Linked DNA regions of Mus musculus: region 1 is linked to region 2. The links are chromatin loops, found by intact Hi-C in ENCODE. Cell type or tissue: heart. All regions are shown on one strand. Each heading gives the region's core, and the rest is flanking DNA. Links, peaks and the distances in the headings are about the cores only.

What was found. Peaks named below come from ENCODE experiments on the same cell type or tissue, not always from the same donor. Only the 100,000 strongest peaks of a DNase experiment are listed, where the experiment ranks them.
Region 1: it touches region 2 in a loop (4-fold over the local background); 4 of 42 quality-filtered maps call a loop at or near these places.

What each region holds. Positions count from the first base shown.
Region 1 is chr17:85,019,640-85,027,969 of GRCm38, reverse strand. It overlaps a transcript of Ppm1b not described here. Among named protein-coding and RNA genes, the nearest start is that of Slc3a1, 4.5 kb to the left of the region's middle. In heart, for the core only: a CTCF peak has its summit at 4,276 (motif pointing left); a DNase peak (open chromatin) is centred at 4,219.
Region 2 is chr17:84,953,398-84,961,727 of GRCm38, reverse strand. Ppm1b (protein phosphatase 1B, magnesium dependent, beta isoform) reads right to left here and starts at 3,727. Exons shown (of 6, transcript NM_001159496.1): 1 at 3,334-3,727. It overlaps 1110020A21Rik (RIKEN cDNA 1110020A21 gene), which reads left to right and starts at 4,305. Exons shown (of 4, transcript NR_027929.1): 1 at 4,305-4,528. In heart, for the core only: a CTCF peak has its summit at 4,738; DNase peaks (open chromatin) are centred at 3,967 and 4,447; H3K4me3 peaks cover 4,165 bases; H3K27ac peaks cover 2,624 bases.

The DNA.
Region 1 (8,330 bases), core at 167-8,166, 66 kb before region 2:
TGAGGAAAAAAAAAAAAAAACACATCCAAGACAAATATTGTGTGGTTCCCCTTCGAGAAAGAACCTATAGTCACAGAAGCAGAAAACAGACGGGTGCTTGTGGGTTTCAGAGGAACTGTGGGAAACTGTTGGCCAATGGAATAGAATTCCACCTGGGGATTTTGATGAGTTTTCGAGATGGACAATTGTGGTCCTACAACAACGCAGACCATTTGCCACTGAGCCAATTATTAAAGAAATGGGTAGTGTTAAATCTGTTTTACAATGGTTGAAGCATCATGTTCTTTCTTTAGCTAGGTATAAAAATGATCTTGAACTAATAAGGAGAAACTGGCTGTCCCCTTTTTTTTTTAAAGTGTCTTCCTATAGACCCACGGAGGTGGCTCTGGAGGCAGGCAACATCATTTTATCCCAGGCTGACTCCAGACAGCCCTTGTGTATGACTAAGCTCTGTATGTGTGCTCAAACATTCTTGTAAGCACTTCCAGGAGGTGGGGGAGCAGGATGCTGAGCACTGCAAGTTCATGCGTTGTACTACATGCACACAGTCTTTAATCCTTGCACGTAACAGTTGTTTAATCATTGACAAGTGTAGGACACATTTGCAAGTCCCCAGAAACTTGCTGAAAGGCTGGCCTTAGAGATTCCCCAGGTCTCAAGGAATGAGATGATCAGCCACACTTGGAAGCTTTGATTAGACTTTTTTTTTTAATTAAAAAAATTGTGTGTGTGTGGGTGGGTGGGGGGGATGCGGTGTTGAGAGACGGTTCAGTGGACACTGTCAAGTTGGATGTCTCCTTCCACTTTGCCTGGGTTCTGGGGTCGAACCCAGGTGCAGCACCCGTTGTTTCCTGTTGTCTGGGTGCCCAATACTACAGGGTTTTCTGTAGAGCAACTTAGTGTTCTTGTTTAATGCAGTCATGACATGTCAACCCCCCTCATACCCTGCAATGGTGTTTCTCATCATTAATTATACATGAAACTTTTATAACGAAGCAGTTGTGTGCTGCTGTTTGTTTTGACCAAGTCTCACTATGCATCTCTAGCTAGCTCAGAAGTCACTATAGCAGACAGACATGGCTGGCCTTGAATTCAGAGGTGGCTAATGGAATGAGCTCCTTTTCATGTCTCGATACTGTTATCTGTCAAATAATAAACACACCATAGAAATATCCCTGTTCACCCTCCCCACACTGTGGCTGAGGTTGCACACACTACAGTCCTTGAGCATGTGTGGGAACTGGACTAGTAGCTGGGCTCTGGCCTGGAGGGCACTTTTAACAATAAAACAAATCGTGAGCTCACTGCTTGGCCCACTAGAGTAACACTTTTCAGTTTACTACACCAAGGCAGAGCCACTAAGGGCAAACCACAAGTCGTAGGATATGTCTGCAACAAGCAAGCAACCAAAGCACTTACCTTTAACATGAAACGTTTATGCTGGCAGATCTTACGCAGATGTGCATATCGTGGAACTTCATACTACCCGGTCAGACATTAAATGTCAGCAGAAAACTTGGAAGAGATGGTTTAAATGGACATCTCACACAGAATGGTTTATTATACCACAGAAAAAAATAGCGTTTCTCAATCACATTAACAACACATTCTGCAGATAAGGAAACTTATCTAGACAAATGAAATCTACGAAGTAATTTGGCAATGTGTGCCAAGAGCATTGACATTTTGTGGGGTAATTGAGGCTAGCCATACTATACTTTGAAACAGACACTACACTGACTTGAGACAAAGGGTAGGAATATTTGGTATCATGGTTGTATGTATATATGCATATATGTATATAAAGGAGAGTATAAAGTACAGAGAAGCAGTAATGTTGGACCACTGGCTATTTAGAAAAAATACTGAAGCTATGAAGCTCATCTTATTCCTTAAAACAAACTAACTACTATGTACATCGACTTTAAAAGTTAAAAAAAACAAAACATTTGTTTTAAAAATACACAAAAATAGTCCTAGAATTGAAAAGCTTTCCTAAACACAATGAAAAGTGTAAGTCCTACGGCCTGGAGGGGGCGGGGCAGGTATGTTCTTCTGCTTTAGAAATAAGATGGACGGTCTGGAGAGATGGCTCAGTGGTTCAGAGCACTCCATGTTCTTCCAGAGGTCCTGACTAAGTTTCCAGTCATCATGTGGAGACTCATAACCATCTGTAATGGGATCAGTTGCTCTCTTCTGGTGTGTCTGAAGACAGAGTACTCATGTACATAAAATCATGGTACGTCAATCTTAAAAAATAAATAAAAAGGGCAAAGCACACACAGCTAGAAAACATGTGTTGTAACATCTCTGACATGGGACATGTCAGAGTGTAGACATCTGCTTGACAGATCAACACAGAAAGGTAGACAAAGAAACAAAGGCAATAAGCAGATAATACAGGGAAAAATGATAAGTGGTTAAATTTTTCACTCAAAATATTCAATCCTCTGGGACTGGAGTTACAGCTGGTTGTAAGCCTTCATGTGGGTACCGGGAATACAACCCTGGACCACTAGAAGAGCATGTGGTGGTGGTGTGTGTGTTTGTAGACAGGTTTTCTGTGTGGAGCCTTGCCTATTCAGGAACTCACTCTGTTGACCAGGCTGGCCTTGAGCCCATAGATCTGTCAGCCTCTGCCTCCCAAGTGCGGGGACTAAAGGTGTGTTCCAGTTGAGTAAAGCAGTGTTTGAATTGCACTATGTGTCGGGCAATTCTTGCGTACATGTGCATCCCAGAGTGTACTGGAGGTCAGAGGACAACCCGTGGAAATCATTTCTCTCCTACCAGGTGGGTCCCAGGGGTCCAAAACGACCATCAGGATTAGGAACAAGCATCTTTACCTGCCATCCATCTTGTTGAGACTCAAGTTTTTGACAAATTGCATACAAAAAGAGGCATTACATGGCACCCACAACTTTACGGTTGTGTGAGCCTTGATAGCCTTAGTCAATCATGAGTGTCCCCCACCCCCCTGCTGCCAAAGGAATTCCTTTTCAAAAGTTATTTTATGTAACCAACTCGTCAGCCTTTGGGTGGTGGCTTGAGTTACCTCTTCCATTCTGAAGCAGCTAATTCTAACCAACTCTAATTCTCTTATTTTTTAATCTGGGCACACTTAACCCCAGCTAAGGGTGTAAACACTCCAGTGCTGTCAGAAAGCACAAAGCCAAGCAGGTTAAATGTGCAGAAATAAATCCACCACACCAAAGTTTGCTTTTCTGAGTAACTTCAGAACTGAATTACCCAGAGATCCAAACCTCCAGGAAACCTTTCAATGGTTTTTTTTTTCCCTAAAAGAGATGGGCAGGTGGCACCCTCACAGTTTGCTCCAAAGTCCCTAAAGCAGCAGCAGTAACCTTGGTACAGACACCAAATGTGCGGCTGCTTTCTCTAGCCAGACTTCCTTGTACTTCTGATCTTGAGAATTCCACCTCTGAGAAAGGGGTGTTGATGCTGGGGGTTCCGTGGTTGCCCATTCCCTAACTGTAAGACACACTGGCTAATCTGTGGGGTTGTGACGCCAGTACGAGGAGTGTGGGTGTGCTGGGTGCGTGCCCAGCACGTGGAAAGCCCTGGGTGTGACCCTGATGCAGTAATGAACTCGAGGAAGGTCTTCCAGATGATGTATTAGCTCAAAGAACCTTTTCAGGCCGCTTGCAGGTGCACCTACCAGCAACTAACTTGCCAGAGGGAGCAAAACTCTATTTCCTGCATTCCTCAATACAGGTCTCGGAAGTAACTTGTATTACTGAAGAACAGATTTGTTTCCATGTACAAACCTCGTATCTCCTCTCACGAGAGTCCTGGGAATGATTAAAGAAACAAAACAAACAAAAAACCCAAGCCAGCCTCAAGATGTGCCCCACCAGTCTGAATGGTACGCGGGCGGGCGGGCGGGGTGGGGGTGAGCAGCAGAATGGTGGTGACAGACTAAAGCTCTTACCTCTGGAGTCCCTGGAATAAAACCACAGTGCTACCAAGGAGCCAAAGGCATTTATTGCGTGAACATGGAAAGGCAAGGTTTGCACAGCACGGTGGGAGCGTGCCTCCGCCTCCGCTGACAGGCTAGAAGATTAAAGCTCAGAGCAGAACAGATCCTGCACTGGTGGAATGCTCGACTCGTTTTTTTTTTTTTTCTTTCAAGTTTACAAAAACAAAACAAAACTTTTGTTCTTCTATGTACTTCCGGGCTCTTGGTAGGTCGGTCGGCCTCTGCTTTGTCACCAGAGTTCTCAGCTGGGTTTACAAATAGACGTGCTCAAGTCTGCCATCTGGTGGAAACGATAGATATTGAGACCATTTTTGCTTTAAGTGACTATGTTGGGGAGGGGGGAGGGGGATAGTTCATTCAGAACAGCACTAAGAAACACGAAAGGAATGAATGAATTTAAGAAGGTACCCGTTTAAAGGAAGCTGAAGCTGTGGTGGGGAATTGTGAACACTTCTGTAACTAGAGAGATGCAGCATCTCCCTGAGAGGGAGGGAGCTCATCCCTATGCATTCTACGCATTGAAAACCACACCAACCAGGGAACTACTGCCCACACTACCCACAGCTCACCCTGAGGAGGACGCACACTCTACTTTTTCTTGGGGTAAAAGTCAAACGAGGGGCACAGACAAGAGTATACTAAAGCTGATACTCAAGATGACATGATACCATTACAGTAGAGTGACATGGAATGACTAAAACACAACCAAAGCAACAGTCAATATAAACAAAGGGACAAGGCTGGCTTCTGCCAACGGCTGGAACCAGGGGATGCAGGAAGAGTTATAGGAAGATGCCGTATTCTATTCTGATCCTTACATGCAGCTGAGTTAAATGTCTGAGCCTGTCTTTACTAAGAAGGACAGCAGTCATAAAGGAAAAATTGCATCTACTTACTCATAATAGGAAAACATTGTCACTGTATGCAATTGAAGGTTGGTAAAACTGTTGAAGAAAATGATAACATTCTAAAACTTTTGCATATAAATGACTCCTTAAAGTTCATTAAGTTTAACACGTAAGATCTTTGCAGTCTATGTAAACTACTTTAAAACCTTCAGAGAAAAACCAAAAAGCATCACTCAGTTCGAGTTTGAATAGAACTTCAGGGTCTGCTCAGCACTGAGCCTCTGAGCTCTCTCAAGTGCTGCCTCCATCAGGGCTCAAAGTGCTTCCTCCGCACCAGGGAAAGCTTTCCAGCAGAAGGAAAACCAGTGTGCCGTAGGGTCTAGAGGATGCTGCAACACTCTGCTTCTCTTAGGAACTCAGTTGTTCCTAATGGAACATGTAGCTGCCCTTAGCCCTGCCTCTCAGCAAGCAGCTTGCACCGACAAGCCCTAAGCAGCACCAGTGAGGTGGAGGTAATGATTCAGCACTGTGGTAAGGCTAAGGTTAACTGCCTAAATGTAAAGAAAACGAACATTAATATATCATATAGGAGCCGGCCGTGGTGGTACACGCCTTTAATCCCAGCACTTGGGAGGCAGAGGCAGGTGGATTTCTGAGTTCGAGGCCAGCCTGGTCTACAAAGTGAGTTCCGGGACAGCCAGGGCTACACAGAGAAACGCTGTCTCGAAAAACCAAAAAACAAACAAACAAACAAACTATATAGGCAAATTTTAATAAAAGATACACTTGGATAAATGAGATTAAAAGTTCATATATTATATAATCGTATAATTGAGACTTAAAACACTTAATACCATTTGCTATTCACTCATCAAACTGGCAATATGCAGAATGAGAAAGCGGGGAAAAACGGGCACTCTTGTATACTACACTGGAAGACAACTCAGAACCATCTAATTGATTTTGTTTCTGTACTTTGTTTTCATTCAAGTACTTCTGCTGTACTTAGTCTGCGCGGCACCGCCGCAGGCTGTACACATCATACTTCAATGCTGAGACTGCACGCACTCTCTTGTTGTGTATCATAAAGAAAAATGACAATTCGACCATGGAACGAGGCTTTACTAAAATTCACTTCATATATTCTAAGTGGTTTCTAAGGCTTAGACTTTCACTTATTTACTAAATCAGTTCAGAAATAATTTTAAACGGCACTTGACCGTAGTCTAAACAGTATACAGCACTCAGTGACGGGCTGAAATAGGAACAAGACTGACTAAGCGGGCACAGCGCCACTACACTAGGACAATTTTACTAAAAGCAGTGACAATGCTACTGACAGGTGATGCTTCAAAGTTCAGAGACTGCAGAATACTTACAAAGCAGTTTGTCATAGCCATTTAATGACATGTTTCTTTCAGCTCCCCAGCCCTAGATGTGTTTGGAAAAGCGCAGCATTCAGAACTGCTTCAGCCCAGCCCTTCCTCCTTTCTATCAAGCTACTCAAAGTCTGAATAGGGACAGAGTATGCTACACGGTTATTCTTCCTTGGTACCATGTGCCTTAAATTAGGAAAAGTCTAGAGACAGTCAGCTGACGTTAGGATGGAATACTTTTAAGGGGTAGGAATTCAATATATTAAATGGGACTTAAAAAAATAAAAGATAAATAAAAAGTAAAAATACGAAACCATGATAAATATGCAAACTTTGAATAATTATTAAGACTGAGTTTTCCTGTATTGCTGAACCTGCGTAAGGAAAAGGGTCCATGTGGCAGACGGACTTGAGTGAGCAGTACAATGAATTATAGTTCAAAAGTTCACAATGGAGGGGCTGGCAAGATGGCTCAGCAGGTCAAAGAGCTTGCCGTTAAGACTGACTACGTGAGTTTGATCCCTGGGACACACATGGTAAAATGAGAGCCTACTGTTGGCATGCAGCCCCCCGCCCCCTACACACACATAGCATATACACCGAAGAAAAGTCATTACCATAAGGAGTTACCCACTTTAGAGTCCAGAATGGACCTATTAAGAGAGTACAGCTTAATTCCACTTTCACTAAAAAGAACCAAACTCAAATAAAATGAAGACAGGGCATGCTGTCTAGAAAGGGGCGCCTGAGGCTACAGTAACCAACATTGTGGTCTTTGTAAGAGTTTACACAAAAGGCAACAGATTATAGGTAGGTCATAGAAATGGACCACATGCAATTGGGTCATCAGTATTTGACCAGAGGCATGGTGTCTATACAATAGCTCTGTGAAAAAAAAATTATTAATACTATGGATTTTAAAAAATTGAGGGATGTACATGGAGAGAAATAAAGAAAAAGAAAAAAACCGCTAAAAATGGCAAGAGTAGGGTATCTTCCTGTCAGGTTTCTTCTGCAATCTAAGAGGGCTCTCCCACTTTCCCACTGTGGCATCCAAGACTCATCAGAGAACTAGTGATGCATGGAGAGACTGGGCAATTCGAGCCTTGTCAACAGTGAGTATAGCCACTCCCATCACAGACTGTATCTCTGAAAGCTAGAGAGATAAAAGTAAGCAAGAGGAAAAAAACAAAAAAACAAAAGAAAACCAAAAAACCCAAAACAGAAAAAACTACTCAGAGCTGGGCAGTCAACAACTCCCAGCTCTCTTGAGGCTGAGCTAAAACTGTAACGAGATTGAGGCCAGGCTGGGCTACAAAGTTGAGTTCAAACACACAAAGTAAAACCATGCTTCAAAAACAGAAAGCCAACCAAATGATTAAAAACACTTAAGCCAGGCGTGGTGACTCGGGAGGCAGAGACAGGCGGATTTCTGAGTTCGAGGCCAGCCTGGTCTACAGAGTGAGTTCCAGGACAGCCAGGGCTACACAGAGAAACCCTGTCTCGAAAAACAAAACAAAACAAACAAACAAAAAAACCCCAACACTTAAACATTAGGGATTACATGTGGGTGATTCCATAAAGGAAAAGGTTAAATAGTGAGAGGCCCAATATGCAAAGTTAGCAGGAGATGAAAAACGGACTGGGAGAGTGTGAGCACACAGGACAGTATTAGCAACCATGTTCTCAGTAGAGTTAACCATGGTATTAGCAACCATGTTAAAAGGCAAATGGAAGAGATGGACTCAAAAGATCAATGGTGTGAAGGATGTGAGAACTGACTTCAGAGAAGTCAATACACTTCTCACTGGCAAAACACAAGGGCAATATTGACAACCGTCGAGGAAGGGAGGGATGGAGACACTCTGGCCCGTGGTACCCATCTGTGCATCTCTAGCATAATGCTTGGCACCACCAACTCAGTGATGCAAACACTTAAGGACCTAGTCATCTTATTTCTAGTATTTGACTGGGCAAAGCACTAAATACTATGCCACAGTCACAAAACTAGGCAGTGTGCCTGTTTTTTGGTGTGACTTAATCATTCATATTCACTTTCCAGAAGAGGGGGATATAGAAGAAATGGGAGCAGGTTAAGTTTAAGCCTAAGTA
Region 2 (8,330 bases), core at 15-8,014:
CACTAAGGTAAAAGATACGAGCTGAGGAGAGGCCTTGGGGAGTGGAGGTGCCTTGGCACCCAGAGTGACATCTAAGGTGGGTCCTCAGGGCTCACAGGGTTGAGGGCTCACCACAGCAGTGGCTGGAGGGCAGACCTATCCCCTCACTCTCACTTCTAAAATAAAAAAAGAAAATAGGAACAAGGAAGAATCACAGAAAAGCTAAAACTATCACATTCTTCAAATCTCTTACCATTCTTCATACCTTAAAATTACTGCATAAATAAATCCTATTAAATTTTAAAGTTGAAAAAATTAAAAATAAAAACCACAACCAAAATTCCTTGTATAAATCTGATACCACTGATATTTCTCCTATTAAAAAAAACAAACAATAAATCACCAAAATTGTATTTTGCAGAAAACATAAAATATGTATTCTAAGAAGTTAATTTTATTCACTTTAGTAATATTTTTAAACGCAGTCTTGCTCTGTGGCCTCTGGAACTTGCAATTATCTTGCCTCAGTGTCCTGAGTGCCAGGGGATAGGCCACTATTAGGATTAGATTATTTTACTCCTTTGTGTGCACGGTAAGGTTATGATGTACTTTCAGAGGATTACACATAAATACTCATGAAATATAAATTCCATAGGTTACACATCCAAGGTGGGAGGGGGAGAAATTTATGCTCAGTATCAGATACAATAAAAGCGATTTACCAACTCACAAGGACACAGACCTTCCACTTTTGCCTCAGCTGATATTTAATAAATCTCCATATCTAAGTGATACTATATGGCAATTCAAAAGTTTCCACTAAAAAATATGCATCATTAGAAAGAAAGATTCTAACTTTCAAGGCTACTTTTTCTCATCTAATCAACCTATGAATCAACTGCTCTTAGAAGCACAACCTTTAGACAATATCCCACTCCTCTGGATGACATATACTCTTAGGGGACTTAATAGTTATGTGACTACTAACATAAAACTGTGTATTGACATGAGCATCCTAGGAACTAAAAAGGCTCTCCCTTACTCCTGAAGTCTTCACAGACACCAGACACACAACGGGTGCTGAAGCTCTGCCCACCATTTACAAGACTCACCATACCAAGTTCAAGAAAAGTGGACAAATACCAACTAAAATATGAAAGCTCAAGTGACAACATACATGAGCATCCGTGAACACAAGGTACCAGGCAGAAACTGTCTTAGGAAGTTATGAGAGAAAATGCAACCATTAAACAAGCAAAAACAAAGACTTAAAGCTTCAGAAGAGAGCGTTCAGGAGCTGACGAGCAATTAGAGCACTTGCTGCTCTTTTGGAAGACCTGGGTTCAGCTCCCCAAGCCAAAATGGCAGCTCACAGCTGGCTGGAACTGGTTCCAGGAGAGCTCCTGCCCTCGCTCCCTCTTGGCCTCCACTACTAGCACCAGGCACTCACGTGGTGGTGCAAGTGGGTCATTTACACATTGTAAGCAAACACTCATGAAACAAATATAAAAAAATAACTTTTTAAAATATGAAAAGAGAGGGGAGACAAGAATGGTGATACACTATAATCCTAAGAATCTGAGGCAGGAGGATCACTTTGGGACCAGCCTAAGTAAGTAAGACCAAGGTCAGCCTGAGTCCCATTTTGCGATCCTGTCTCAAAGAAAAAAACAAAAAACCTCTAACAATTGGGGGTGGGGGTGGGGGGACGGTATTTCGGATGTGTGTGGAGAGGATTGCCCCACTAAATAATAAACAGTAACAAAAATTAAGTTCTTACGACAGCACACACTCTGTCCATTTGTAAGGACCACAAAAGCATTTTTTTAAAGAAAAAAAAAATCACTAGCTGGGTGTGGTAGTACAGACCTTCAAGGCACTTGGAGACCAGAGAATCTCTGTGAGTTCAAGGCCAGTGTGGTCTACACATCGAGTTCCACACCAGCCGGGGTTATATAATCAGCTCCCTATGCCCTGGTCTCAAAATAAATAAAAGATTATCCTTTAAATATTATTGCAAGTGAAGTCTACACTGGGAAAATTCTATAATAGTCAGAATAACCTCCATACTCAGAGATGATGTATTTCAAAGGCAACCTACAAAAGGAACACTGTAATTGCACAACAGAGAAAGTAAATGAAGTAGTATCTATGAACATGTAGGGGCCATCGCGCAGAACACACTGTGACTTATACCCTCTTCACTGGACAACCTACCACTTCTCCATCCAGGCAGTAGGCTCAACATAAAGAGTTCCTGTGCTAATCCCACAGTAAGCTTCAGTTAACTCTCACATCACAGGAGCTATAAACGTTTGTTAACAGAAAAAGAATGTTTTTCCCAAAATAGCCGCATAACATGAAGACAACCCAAATTCCCTAATAATCCCTTTATAAGACTCCTGCCAGTTTTATTTTGATACATTAAACATGTGGGGCCTATTTTAAAAGTTCTGTGTGACTTACCAAAACAACTTCTTAGTTGTTTTTAAGTTTCCAAGTTGTTTTTAGAAGCGCTTGAATACTGATGAATTTGGGCAGCTATCAAATCCTTAAGAGGCAATTTTTTGCCAAATAAGATGGGCAAACGTCCTAGAGGTGCTAAAACTGGTATTAGAGGTCATGCAACTTTTTTAAAAAATGAAGAAATGGCTCTAACATTCACCAAGCCCTTCATTTATATAAGTTTATTTCAGGGTTCTTTTCAGCTATGCTTAATGATACTTTCTTTCCTTAAAGGCTTTTAAAGATAAAAAGTAATGACCGATCACATAATACTGTCCAGTCTATTCTTAATGGAATTCATGTAAACTTGAGATGGAGTTCATAGTAATTTCATTTAAGAAGCCCATTGTTAAGCACGACACCCGAAATTTTCGGACCGTGGTTGGTGGGCAACACACAGACACGAACCCCCGAGTCTGGCTAAGAGGAGCAAGACAAACGGTTTAAAGCACAGGAGGGGGAAGGAGGCCCGGAGAGGCACAGACAGAAAAACCAGAAAGATTTCACAAGAAAGGAGAGCGGAGCGCAGGGGAGGGCAGAAAGCGACCGGGAGAGAGAGCCACACCGAAAGGTGTTTTCCGGAGCGGCGGGCAGGACTGGGTGAGCCGCGGCCTTGGGGTGGCCCGCGCGCCCATGGGCGCTGCCTGCACGCCGCGGCGCGAGGGGAAGCAGCGGACTTCCACGCGCCCCGGCAAACTACTCCCTCGCCGCGCCGCGCCCCGCGAAGCCTCGCGCGCAAGCGGAGGCGGCGGCGGCAGCCCAGGCCCTGGGCCTAGCCCGGTGCTCCGAGAGCAGGCTGGACGGACGGACGGCCGTTCCCCCACTCGGCTGGGCGCAAAGCGGCCTTACCTGGGGCGAAGGTAGAAAGGGAGGTCTCGCGGGCTCGCCCGCCGCACAGCCGCCCGCGGCCCCCGGCTTTCTCCCGAGACGCGACACCGCCTCCGCCGCCGCTTCGCCCTCGGGGGCTCGGCCACCGCCGCCGCCCGAGCTGTTTACACCGTCCGGCCCCTCACACCGCCGCCGCCGCCTTCTCTCCAACCCAGAGCCGCTGCCGACTCGGCCGCCGCCACCTCCTCCGCCGCAGCCTGATCTCTCTGGAGCATCTTCCAGCCACCGGACACGGAGAAACAGAGACTCCAGCCGCGCCGGCAGGAAACTCCCCCGCAACTGCCAGGGGGGACCAGGCGGTCAGAGCACCAGCGGCTTTTCCGCCATTGAGCAGCGGCCGCTCCGCTCCTTCTGCAACCCCCCTCCCCTCCCCGCACCGCCGTCTTTCCCCGCCCCTCCTCGGGCTCCGCCCCCCAAGGGCACCCATTGGGACGCCGCGTGTGTCACCGCTGCCCTCGGTTTGCTGAGAAGCCTGTCAATCTACGTTCTCCCGCCCAACCTGGCCCCTAGTATCTTCTGTGCTTCTCTTTCCCCGCCCACACGGCCCCGCCTCTGAGTCTTTAATTTCTCATTGGGCGTCAGTGCCCACCTTAATTGGCAAGGTCAACTATCCATCACACACCGCCCACCAGTGAGGCCCAACCCTTCATTACCATTTACTTTATTCAGCCCCACCTCCGCCTTGCCCTAACTCCTGACGTCACCGACCTGCCCACCCTAGTAGCCATAGGTAGAGTCCTCCGTCAGTCAAATTACGCCCCAACTCGAAGACCGATATCCTTTTCTGATTGGTTCAAATGGCGGCCTGATCCTCCGACTATTGGCTTCCTCTACTTGTCCGTCAAGAAACCAATTTCCAAGTCCGTCACTTCGGCTTTTTTTAAATGAACGCGCAAAAGTATCCTAAAAGGGATTGGCTAGTATTCGTAGATGGCCAAGCCCCGAGTCTGCGGACCCTGCAGTTCTGACCTCTACACTTCGCGGAGAACGAACACCATAAAGAAACCAACGGGCAGTCCAGTTATAGGTGGAAATTGGTCCCACCCGGAGTGGAGAGAGCCGGCTTCTGATTGGCCAGAGAAGTGCCCCTAGACCCTCATTGGAAGAAGTGGCCGCCTCTCTTTGGCATAGAGCTGTGAAGGAAGAGCTCAGAAAGGTTCGAGAAAGGGCCTGGAGAGAGGCGTTGTTTTGCTTCAACTACGGGTGGGGCGCACGCGAGAGTGCAAAACTGGGCGCGTAGGGCTCTGGGGAGGTGATGCAGGGAGGGAAAGAGCCCGGATGTTCCCTAACAATGAAATCATCTCTGACCAATCAGAGCCTCATTGTTGGGATACCTGCATGACCTGTCTCCAGCAGGGGAGAGTGGGCGGGAAGTTGAGAAGGCTGAAAAGCCACTTGAGAAAATGGGACAGGAGATCCCTTCGGGATGATTTTGCAATGGTTCAGATTGTTCGTTCTTCTTATTTACCTCGACCTCCTGCCTTCCAGCCCTTGGCAGTTCCGTGTTTTGTTTCTGAGTCTGATTTTTAAAACTCCTGTCTAGGCTCTTGACATTCACTAGGTCATTCCTCTCTTAAAGAGCACCTGCATTTTGCTAAGCGTGGTAGGTAGAACTGGAGATACAAAAGTAAGGCAGGCAGTCCCAGACTGGGAATGGTAGGTAATCATTGAACGTCTGCAAAGGGTAATGATGACATAAAGGAGTCTCCCTCTGGGTATGATTACTCGGAAGGCTTCACAAAGGCCGGGAGAAAACGGTCATCTAGTAACCACATTGAGCTAGAAAGTGAACCAGGTTAATTCTTCCAGATCAAAGTGTAATGGGGCACTTAAGCGCTCACCTGAAGAGTTTTTAAACTCGCTCAAGTCTTTGAAAGACGTTTTCGATCTTATTCATACTTAGGTATAAGTTAGTTGGGACAACTTAGGTTTAGACCGACCTAAGGGAGTGCAAATTCAGCTTTGAAAAGAAGGACATATTTCTGAAGCAATTTCCAAAGTGAAACTGGCGGAAATAAACATTTGGTTGCAATTCAGATTTCTCTGGAACTTCAAGTTTAAGAACTCTGTCTTAAGGTTTCTATTGGGACCATGAAACACCATGGCAACCAAAAAGCAACTTGAGTAGAAAAGGGTTTATTGGACTTACACTGTAGCCCATCACTGAAGGAAGCCGAACAAGAACTCAAACCTGCAGATAAGAGTTGATGGAGAGGTTACTAGCTTGTTCACATGGCCCGCTCAGCCCACTTATAGAATCCAGGACCACCAGCTCAGGATGGCATCGCACACAATGGGCTGCCCCCACCCACCCCCACCACCCCCATCAATCACTACTTAAGAAAATGTTCTACAGGCTAGCCCACAGCCAGCTCTTAGGAATGAAAGTTTGTCTCCTCTCAGATGTCTCTAGCTTGTGTCAAGTTGTCATTAGAATGTAGCCAGCACACATGGTGTTTTTTCAGGATAGTGGGCAAACAGGTTCCTAAAATTAGAATCACCTGAGGTTCCAAGCTACATTCATGCCTACAAAATCCAGAGCTCACTCTGGGGAGAAAGCTCACTACAATACAATTTTATTTCATTTATTGTGATTCTGGAGATTGAACTTCGAAAGATAATTTTTAAAAGTAGTCTTTGGGTGCTAGATTTTTTTGTTTTGTTTTGGTTTTGGTTGTTTGGTCAGTTGACTGTTTGTTTGGTTGGTTGATTTGGTTTGGTTTGGCACACCAATTCTTAGACCCAGTGACTGAGAATTGGAGACAGCCATAAAAATTTCTTTCTCTGATTTTGCATACTGTAGGTGAGCTTCAATAAAGAAAAGAAAGTAAGCCCACTTTAGCTCTGACTACCCCTTCAAGGGGCTTCATTATGGAATCAAGAAGGGTTTAATTACATTTAGTGTTTGTGTGTGTGTGTGTGTGTGTGTGTGTGTGTGTGTGTGTGTTTGCAGTGGAGGTCTGAGGGCAATTAGTTCTTGCCATCCTGTAGGGTCCCAGAGTACAACTGAGGCTATTAGACTTGATTATAATCTCCTATCCCTGCAGAGCCATCTTCGACAGCCTGGGAATTATTTAAATGACTTACACAATATATTTTTTAAATCACACCTTTGCTTGGGACACCTTATATTAGAAGATTGAAGTACGGGACCTCACCTTCCAAAATAAGGATCAACATGCTAAAGATCAACAAATAAGGGCTCTTGGATTCCCTTGCCTCGAGAACCCAGGCAACCACAGACAGACATCAGAGCCCTGTCTCGCACTGCTTGATTTCCTCTTGATCTCCTTTGGCAGACACTCAAATGCAATATGAGATTCAGTGATGTAACTAGGCTGCGGATTGTATACAACTCACTCTTTAATCACTAAAAGTAAGAAAACATAACTGAGGTTTTGTTGTTTGTTTGTTTGTTTTATGTCTAAGACTACAATGAGATCACAGACGAAAAAACCATTAGGTTAACTTTCTGAATTACTGAAGCTTAGCAACAAACCCTTAAAGAAGCCCCCAAAGGATTCACAAGGTTAAACGGCGGTATGTGTCGTGGTAGATAGGGGATATGTCACACACAATCAGCACCGTCACAATGGTTCTGCAACAGCTTGGTACTCTGGTGACTACACCCTGAGCCTTGGTTTGCCCGACCATAATGCCTTTCTTTAGAGCCACATAAAGAGCAGTAGAGCCGGGCGGTGGTGGCGCACACCTTTAATCCCAGCACTCGGGAGGCAGAGGCAGGGGGATCTCTGAGTTCAAGCCCAGCCTGGTCTACAGAATGAGTTCCAGGACAGCCTGGGCTACACAGCGAAACCCTGTCTCAAAAAAAAAAAAAAAAAATTGAGACAATGCTAAGTATAAGGTAGAAAATTGTCCTGATTAGGATGCTCGTTTTCTTTATGCTGAGCTGGGGTCACTTTTGTTTGTCTTGAGACAGGGTTTATTGTTTTTGTTGTTGTTATTGTTTTTATGTAGCCCTGGCTGTCCTGGAACTCACTATGTAGACCTCACTGACCTCAAATTCACCAAGATCGCCGGGCGGTGGTGGCACACGCCTTTAATCCCAGCACTTGGGGGGCAGAGACAGGCGGATTTCTGAGTTCGAGGCCAGCCTGGTCTACAAAGTGAGTTCCAGGACAGCCAAGACTATACAGAGAAACCCTGTCTCGAAAAACCAAAAAAAAAGAAAAAATTCACCAAGATCCATGTTGAGTTTTTAAACCCCCAGAAGAAACAGCTGAGGTTCGCCTATTCAACATATCAAAGAGGACCTGGCCTCCAGGTTCTCCCAGCATCCCTCAGTCCTTGCCTGTTACAGGTGTGACTGGCATACCCTGCCCTCTACCCGGAACTCATCAGCCCAGGCACTGGGCTGCCCTTCCCCTAGGAGCTTTTCCCTGTATAATCCTGACATTTGGTACCTGCCCCTTTTGTGCCTCTCACCCCTTTGGCCTCCTGGCTGCTCTTGGCTCCCCTCTCACCATCTCTCCTTACTAGGGTCACGGTCACGACCACTGTTGACTCTCCTAGACGTGTCTGCCTCTGGCTATGCTCTCCCAGGTACTATAATAAACTTTCTCCCCCACCACACCCAGCAGCAGTCATGGCCTTTCCTTTCCGCCTTTCCTTTTTCTTTCTTTCTTTCCCCATTCAATCTACCTCCTGGGTGCTGGCATGAGAAGCACACACACACCACCGCTCCAGCTCTGGTTTTTTGGTTTTTTTTTTTTTTTTCACAATAAGACATCAGGGCTAGGAAGATGGTTTTGGTCATAAAGAGCTTGCCTTGAAAGCACTACAGTCTGGTTTCCATTCCCAGAACTTAAATAATAAAAAGCTGAGTTTGGTAGCATAGGACTGTATCCAAGCGTGTGTGTGTGTGTGTGTGTGTGTGTGTGTGTGAGAGAGAGAGAGAGACACAGGATCACTGACCAACCAGCCTAGCCTAACAGAGG